Linked DNA regions of Homo sapiens: region 1 is linked to region 2. A link is a contact called in ENCODE Hi-C data. All regions are on one chromosome and are shown on one strand. The core of a region is the stretch at or near the end of the contact, and the rest is flanking DNA. Distances in the headings are between cores, read along the strand shown. Region 1 has its middle 38 kb from the start of OCIAD2. Region 2 holds the start of OCIAD1-AS1 (OCIAD1 antisense RNA 1).

What was found. A loop is a pair of places that touch in the nucleus more often than their neighbours do.
Region 1: a loop to region 2 is called in a map with no recorded cell type, with 2.2 times the contacts of the local background. The contact joins the enhancer-like site here to the promoter of OCIAD1-AS1 in region 2. A Hi-C loop is called at or near these places in 2 of 168 maps with a recorded cell type or tissue (GM12878 and endothelial cell of hepatic sinusoid) and 2 of 37 single-sample maps with no recorded cell type.

What each region holds. Positions count from the first base shown.
Region 1 is chr4:48,942,950-48,946,472 of GRCh38, reverse strand. No RefSeq gene overlaps it. Among named protein-coding and RNA genes, the nearest start is that of OCIAD2, 38 kb to the right of the region's middle. Within about 2 kb of position 2,077, at least 5 of the 41 ENCODE cell types and tissues checked have a DNase peak (open chromatin) inside an H3K27ac peak, as active enhancers do.
Region 2 is chr4:48,858,422-48,861,929 of GRCh38, reverse strand. It overlaps OCIAD1-AS1 (OCIAD1 antisense RNA 1), which reads left to right and starts at 1,727. Exons shown (of 2, transcript NR_146806.1): 1 at 1,727-1,773. OCIAD1 (OCIA domain containing 1) reads right to left here. Exons shown (of 9, transcript NM_017830.4): 9 at 115-1,205. The coding sequence ends at 1,168.

The DNA of each region.
Region 1 (3,523 bases), core at 828-3,327, 84 kb before region 2:
ATAATCATTAGGACAACCTAAAGGTTTAATTAAAGGTTTTTGAGAATATAGCAGATTAGAAAATCCAATGGATTAGCTTGGTGACTTTCATTTGAAAGGTGTAATTGGCTTTGACTTCTAATTTTAGGTTGAAAAGCATAAGTAATCTTGAACAAATATTTAAACAGCATTGAATATTTAAGAGAACAAAGGGTAACTATATTTTATAAATGTGATTTATTGAATGTACAAGAGTTAATCTAAGTACTTAGAAAGGTTTTTGTTTGTTAAGTCATAAATTTTCCTTGTCAGGCATTTGAAGCACTTACAAAAATTAAATGTATTTATAAGTGTAGTTTCAAATGTTTAAGGAAATTTAATTAATCTTTTAAGTGGGAACAATGTTTAGGGGAACTTAATCTGTTAACGTTGAGTTACTCAACATTAATCTGAGGCCAATTAAAGGTGATTGTTCCTGTTTTGTTCGCTTTATAAAAAGTCTAACAAGATTTCTAAATTTAACATAAAGGCTTTAAAACTAAGTTTTGCTGGGCGCGATGGCTCACGCCTATAATCCCAGCACTTTGGGAGGCTGAGGCGGGCAGATCACAAGGTCAGGAGATCAAGACCATTCTGGCTAACACGGTGAAACCCCGTCTCTACTAAAAATACAAAAATTAGGCGGGCGTGGTGGCAGGTGTCTGTAGTCCCAGCTAGTCGGGAGGCTGAGGCAGGAGAATGGCATGAACCCGGGAGGCAGAGGTTGCAGTGAGCCGAGATCGTGCCACTGCACTCCAGCCTGGGCAACAGAGCGAGACTCCGTCTCAAAAAAAAAAAAACTAAATTTTAATATTTGTAATTTCTTTTAAATTTTTAATTTTAAGTACAAACAAGAAAATCCTAAAAATAGTTCTTTCCTGACAAAAAGACCCCTCCCTGAGCATTTTTTTAAAATGTAGGTGATAGATAATGTGACTAGGAATGCTTCCCAAACTTTTTCAAGGACTCTGGAAGGATGGGAGATTATTTAAGTGGCCAGCTGCAAACATATATTTGCTTTGACATCTGAAATATTATCTTTAAAAATAAATTTTGTACTCCATTCCATATTAACACTGTACTCTGAACAGACCCAAGATGGTACAATTGCTCATCTATTTAATATGAAAATATTTTCCCTAAACACCTTCCAAGTACCTTACAAGTACCCTTGCTAGAGAAGCAAAAGCTTAGACCATGAGCCCAGCTCAGCCGGAGAATATGATTCTTATGACACATGCTAACAGGTATTCTCCAGCCCCACCGCCCACCTCTCTATCTCCACCCCAGGGTTACTATTGTGAGAAAGCTGCCTTTCAGATGCCTTGAGATCTTAGATCTTTTGTATAGCAAAGAGGGAGTTCAAAATAAGCCAGCCCTCCCACCTCCCATTTCCTGCCACTGTTAGAGCCCTTCAAATGAGCTTGGGTTTCTCTGGTTTGCACTGGAAACCACCTGTGCTGGTTATTAAGGTACTGTTTCTCAGCTCCAAACCTGCCTTGCATAAACTGCTTTGCGATACTCTGGCTGAACTTGGCCAAAAAAAAAAAAAAAAAAAATCTGTTCTTTGGCCTGCTTGCTACCCTATTCGGTCCTGCCAATAGGGGGCACTAGAGAGGCTGCAAGATTAGCAGGACACTTGTTGCAGACTCCAGCTTTTGTCAACATACCCGGAGCCAGCCTCATTTTACCCTCGCAGTGGTGCCAGCACCACCCGGATATGGCTTCCTCCTCAGGGATCTGCATCCCAGCTCCAAGAGGCTCCTCCTCGAAATTTCTAGATTAAAATAATCCCAGCAACTTCCTTTTGTTCCCGCAGCCCTATGGAGCGGTAGCTACTTCTTGTGGTTATTTCTCTGTTCACACCGGTGTTCCCTTTGCTCCTTTAGCCCTCCAACACCGATTTCTCACATTATCTTCTGTCTGTTGTAGTAGCCAATGTGGTTTCTGCTTTCCTGACTAGATTCTGACTCATACATTAGATTCCACTCCCTGTTGTCCACTCCCTTTGTCCCATTGATCCAGGCTCACAAGGAGAAAGGGGGAGTCGCCTCAGGCTCGAGGCCTACATTGAATCCATCCTCATTGCCCAGCCATGGTCTGTGGGCACTTGGCAGCAAGCCCCAGTGTGTAGGGTGGTGCTCTGTTTGTTTTAATACTGCCATAGAGAAGTACTTTCTGGGCTTGGCGCCGTGGCTCATGCCTGTAATCCCAGCATTTTGGGAGGCAGAGGAGGGAGATCCCTTGAGTTCAGGAATTTCAAGCTGCAGTTGAGCTATGATCATGTCACAGCACTCCAGCCTGGATGACATAGGGAGATCTTGTCTCTAAAACAGAATATATATATATATTTATATATATATTATTTATATATATTTATATATATATTATTTATATATATTTATATATATATTATTTATATATATTTATATATTTTTTATATATTTATATATATTTATATATTATTTATATATATATTTATATATATTTATATATATTTTTATATATATTTTTATATATTTCTATATATATTTATATATATTTATATGTATATTTATATATATTTATATGTATATTTATATATATTTTTATATATATTTATATATATTTATGTGTATATATATTTTAAGAAAAGTTCTTTCTGTATATCTTTGGATGTACAATAAATTTCTCATTCAAAAACCCATATATTCTATTTAGAAGAATGCCTGAGAAGAATCTTATAAAAGTCCCTGAACTCATATTTTCATAAAGATTCTGTTCTTCCTGTCTTATGTTTATACCTCATTTGAATCTCCCAACAAATCCATGAGGGAGGTGGGGTGGGCACATCATCTCCATGACCAGGGAGAACCTGAGAGGGAGCTCCCTCTGCTGTCTGCTCTCACCTGGACCAACTAGTGGCAGAACTGAATCTCTTTATTTCTTCTCTCTTCTGTCTCCAACATGTGCTTAACACAATGGTTTTTCTATTAATTTTCTACCGATGCATGACAAATGCCACAAATGTAGTGGCTTAAAACAACACCCATTTATTAGCTTGCAGTTCTGTCCATCACATGTCCAGCACAGAGTGGCTGGGCTCTCTGCTCTGATATCCCAATGGTGAAATCAAGGTATCCGCTGGGCTGACACTGAGGAAAATTCATTTCCAAGATCATTCTTGCCATTGGTAGAATCCAGTTCCTTGCAGCTGTAGCCTGAGGTCCCCATTTCTTTGCTGTCTGCCAGGCAGGTGCCACTCTCCATTCCTAAAGACTGCTCAAGTTCCTTGTCATCCCTTCATCTTCAAGCCAGCAACAGCACATCGAATCCTCCTTGTACTTCTAACCTCTGATCTCTTCTTCTGCCATCAGTCAAAGAAAACTCTCTCCTCTTAAAGAGTTCATGTGCTGGGTACAGTGAATCACACCTGTAATTCCAGCAGTTTGAGAGGCCAAGGCAGGAGGATCACTTGAGCCCAGGAGTTCGAGACGAGCCTGGGCCACACAGCCAGACCCCCATT
Region 2 (3,508 bases), core at 478-2,977:
TCTCTCCCTCAAATATTTTCAATCTGCAGTTGATTGAATCTGCAGATACGGAACCCACAGATACGAAGGGTCACTGTACACCAATTTTTCTTTTTAACATAATATCAGTCTCTGTGATGTATACCAAATTTTTATTGTTTTAGAATTTACAAATTCTTTAAAAATGCTTTTTAAGGCATTTACCTATTTACTATATTATCAATTTATCTACATAAATCACATTCATTATATTTTTATTTTTTTAGACACAGGGTCTCACTCAGTCGCACAGGCTGGAGTTCAGTGGTGTGACCACAGCTCACTGCAACCCAGAACCACTGGGTTCAACTGATCCTCCCAACTCAGCCTCTTAAGTAACTAGGACTACAGGCACACGACACCATCGCCAGCTAATTTTTATTTTTTTGTAAAGACAGGGTCTCGCTTTGTTGCCCAGGCTGGTCTCAAACTCCTGGACTCATGCAATCCTCCCACTTCGGCCTCCCAAAGTGCTGGGATTACAGGCATGAACCACTGCCCACTGCCTCCAGCCATATTATAGATTTATAGCCATATTATAGCCATATTATAGAAATATTATAGATGACTTTATTTCCTATACCTACATGATTATAACTAGCTTAAAAATAAATCAATAAATTACAAACAATAAAACCATAAAATCAAGGAAGATGAGGGCTGTTGCATGTTCCTTTACATTTTATTTGCCATAAACATTAAGATAATACAGAAAATACTGGAGAAAAAAAGCTTTTTAATAATTTCTTGATGCAAAGCTTCACACTTAAAAATTATGCTTGCTCCCCCCATCCACCCCAATTCAACATGCAGATATCATTTATTTTCTTATATGCTGATTCTAGAGCATTGTAATCTCGACGGTTTTTTAAGAGTTATCTTTGCCCTTGCAACAATTTCACAAACTGTATACAATCATGGTATAATACCATCATTCAAATGAATCCCTAAGGTGAGTACATTTACACAATATTAACACTAAAAATCTGTGTTTTTTTAAAACACCATAGAAGTCAAACCACAAAAACCCAGGATCTTGTTTTAAATGTGTTTATGAAGACTGCTGCTGAGCTCAAAGCATGCAGGTAATCATGACCACCTAGATGAAGCTGGATGTTGAAACTCCTTCATGTCCAATGATGTAATTTTTCACTCATCCCAAGTATCTCCATACTTGTTTACTTTGACTAGGAAAAAAGCATAAATAATTGATGATTCCAAGCAATAATAAGTAAAAGACATTATTTTAAGTTTGTTGCTATGATGAAAAGTTATGTTTCTCTCTCATTTGAATAAAAGCACATGAGAGTCAAATTATAATTACAAAAAGGGGATGACCAGACTTTTGTGAACTTGGGGTTGGACAAATGCATTGTATCTAGAATTTTACATAAATAGTTAGTCCTCATAACAAACTTCTAAACACAATTCTCATTTTAATGGTGAGAAAAAAGATTAGTAACTTGCCCAAGGTACAAGCCCTAACAAGAACTGAGATTTGAGTATAGGTCTGTTTAGATCCAAAGCCTAGGTACCTTTACATCTTTACCATACTACCTAAGTGTGGCACATATTAAGCCATATACAAAAAAAAAAAAAAATAGTGGGAAATAATAAAACAAACATTTGAATTTTCGTTTTTCACAAAAAATACAGCAGTAGAAATGGTCAAGTGTTCAAGTTGTAATTAATTCAATCTTCTCTCTCAGGGCTGTAAATACTACTATAAGAAGAAAATACTACTACATTTTACAGGTACTCTATATTTTACATTTTAAAACATGCTCCGCTGTCTATTCTACTCCTTTACTTTTTTGCTTCTCTTCCACATAGCTTCTGTCTGTGAGTAATCATAACAATATAAAGCAGCAGTTATCACAGTGTGGACTCTTCAGGGAATACATGAAGTCAAAATTATTTCATTATTATACTAAGACATTATATATCCTTATGTTTCACATTTTGCCTTTTCCCCTTGCTCTCATTCCCTCATGAGTATATGTTACATGGTTTTCTAGAAGCTACAGGATGTGTGGTGACATTGCTCTGGCAGCTAATGGAATATGTGCTTGAATTTTTTAAATTTCTGGGTCTTAATTTCTAATTAGATAAATATCAACCACATAAGCTAAAGGTGAAAACTTTAAGTGACACTTTCTGACCATGTGAATCTACCCTGTACTAATTTCAACAATAATTCAGAAAATGACTGAAACTATTTCATAACAAGTCTTTTCTTTAAATTATATAAAGCACACAAAAAACCAGCTTTTCCCAAAAAAAGAAAAAATCATTTCACATTCTTGTGTCATGTAACAGAACTTGAAGACTTCAGTCAAAAATCAAAAATGTCAAAATCCAGCAAATGTTAAAGGTCTACCAAATTTCCTTTCTTAACCTCTATTACCATAGAAGCCTAAACCAAAATACTCAATTTCTGATACAGTGTAAAGTACTATGCTATGCAGACAATAATAGAAAAGATTACAAAAATGAGAAAAATATTACTTTCTGCCCTCACAGAGCTTACAATCTAAATCCTCAAATTAATTAGCAGGACAAAGTACCGACAAGTCTTTACATATTACAGAGCAATGGCCACTAGATGCAGTTTATGCTAAATGTTGTTTGATGACAAACATTCAAAAGTATGGTACATCCCTAATTCATTTCAAAGGTAGATTTTTTTTACATCAATAATATGATGCAGATATTATCTATCATTGTTATAAAAACAGAACTCCAAACGAAGCAACCGCTAATGATTAAAAATAAAATTAGCTCTAAAAAATGACCATAACAACAAATACTAAGGACTTTCATGTATTTTTGCATTCTTTGTGGCATATGACCTTCAAGAAGGTACCAAAGACCTATTATTTCCATTTTTAAAGTAGTAAATAGAAAATCTTGAAACAATGACACATACTCTGAAATTCCTTAAGAGAAAATCATAAAACCCTATACTGAAATAGCTATAAAACCCTATTCGAATGTCCTCTTCCTTTAGAGGTAAACTTGTATCAAAAAATTTACTTTGGCTAATGTATAGCTATTCCAAAAAGACTTAAAAGAAACCAGGATTTAAAAATTCATCTTTAAGAAATGCCTTAGAAGCTGGCATATAACTCTTTCAAATTCACAAATGTACAAGAAAGGTCAGGCACAGTGGCTCCCACCTATAATCCCAGCATTCTGGGAGGCCAAGGTGAAAGGACTGGTTGAGCCCAGGAGTTTGAGACCAGCCTTGGCAACATAGGGAAAAACCCACTGCACCAAAAAAAATTTTTAACAGCCAGGGATGGTGGCATACAACTGTAGTCCCAGCTACTCAGGAAGCTGAGGTAGGAGGACTGCTTGAACCCAGGAGGTCAAGACTGCAGTAAGCCATGATTACACCACTGCACTCCAGCCTGGGTGACAGAATAAAACCATCTCAAAAAGAAAAAACAAACAAACAGAACAAAAAAACACGAGAAAAACCCAAATG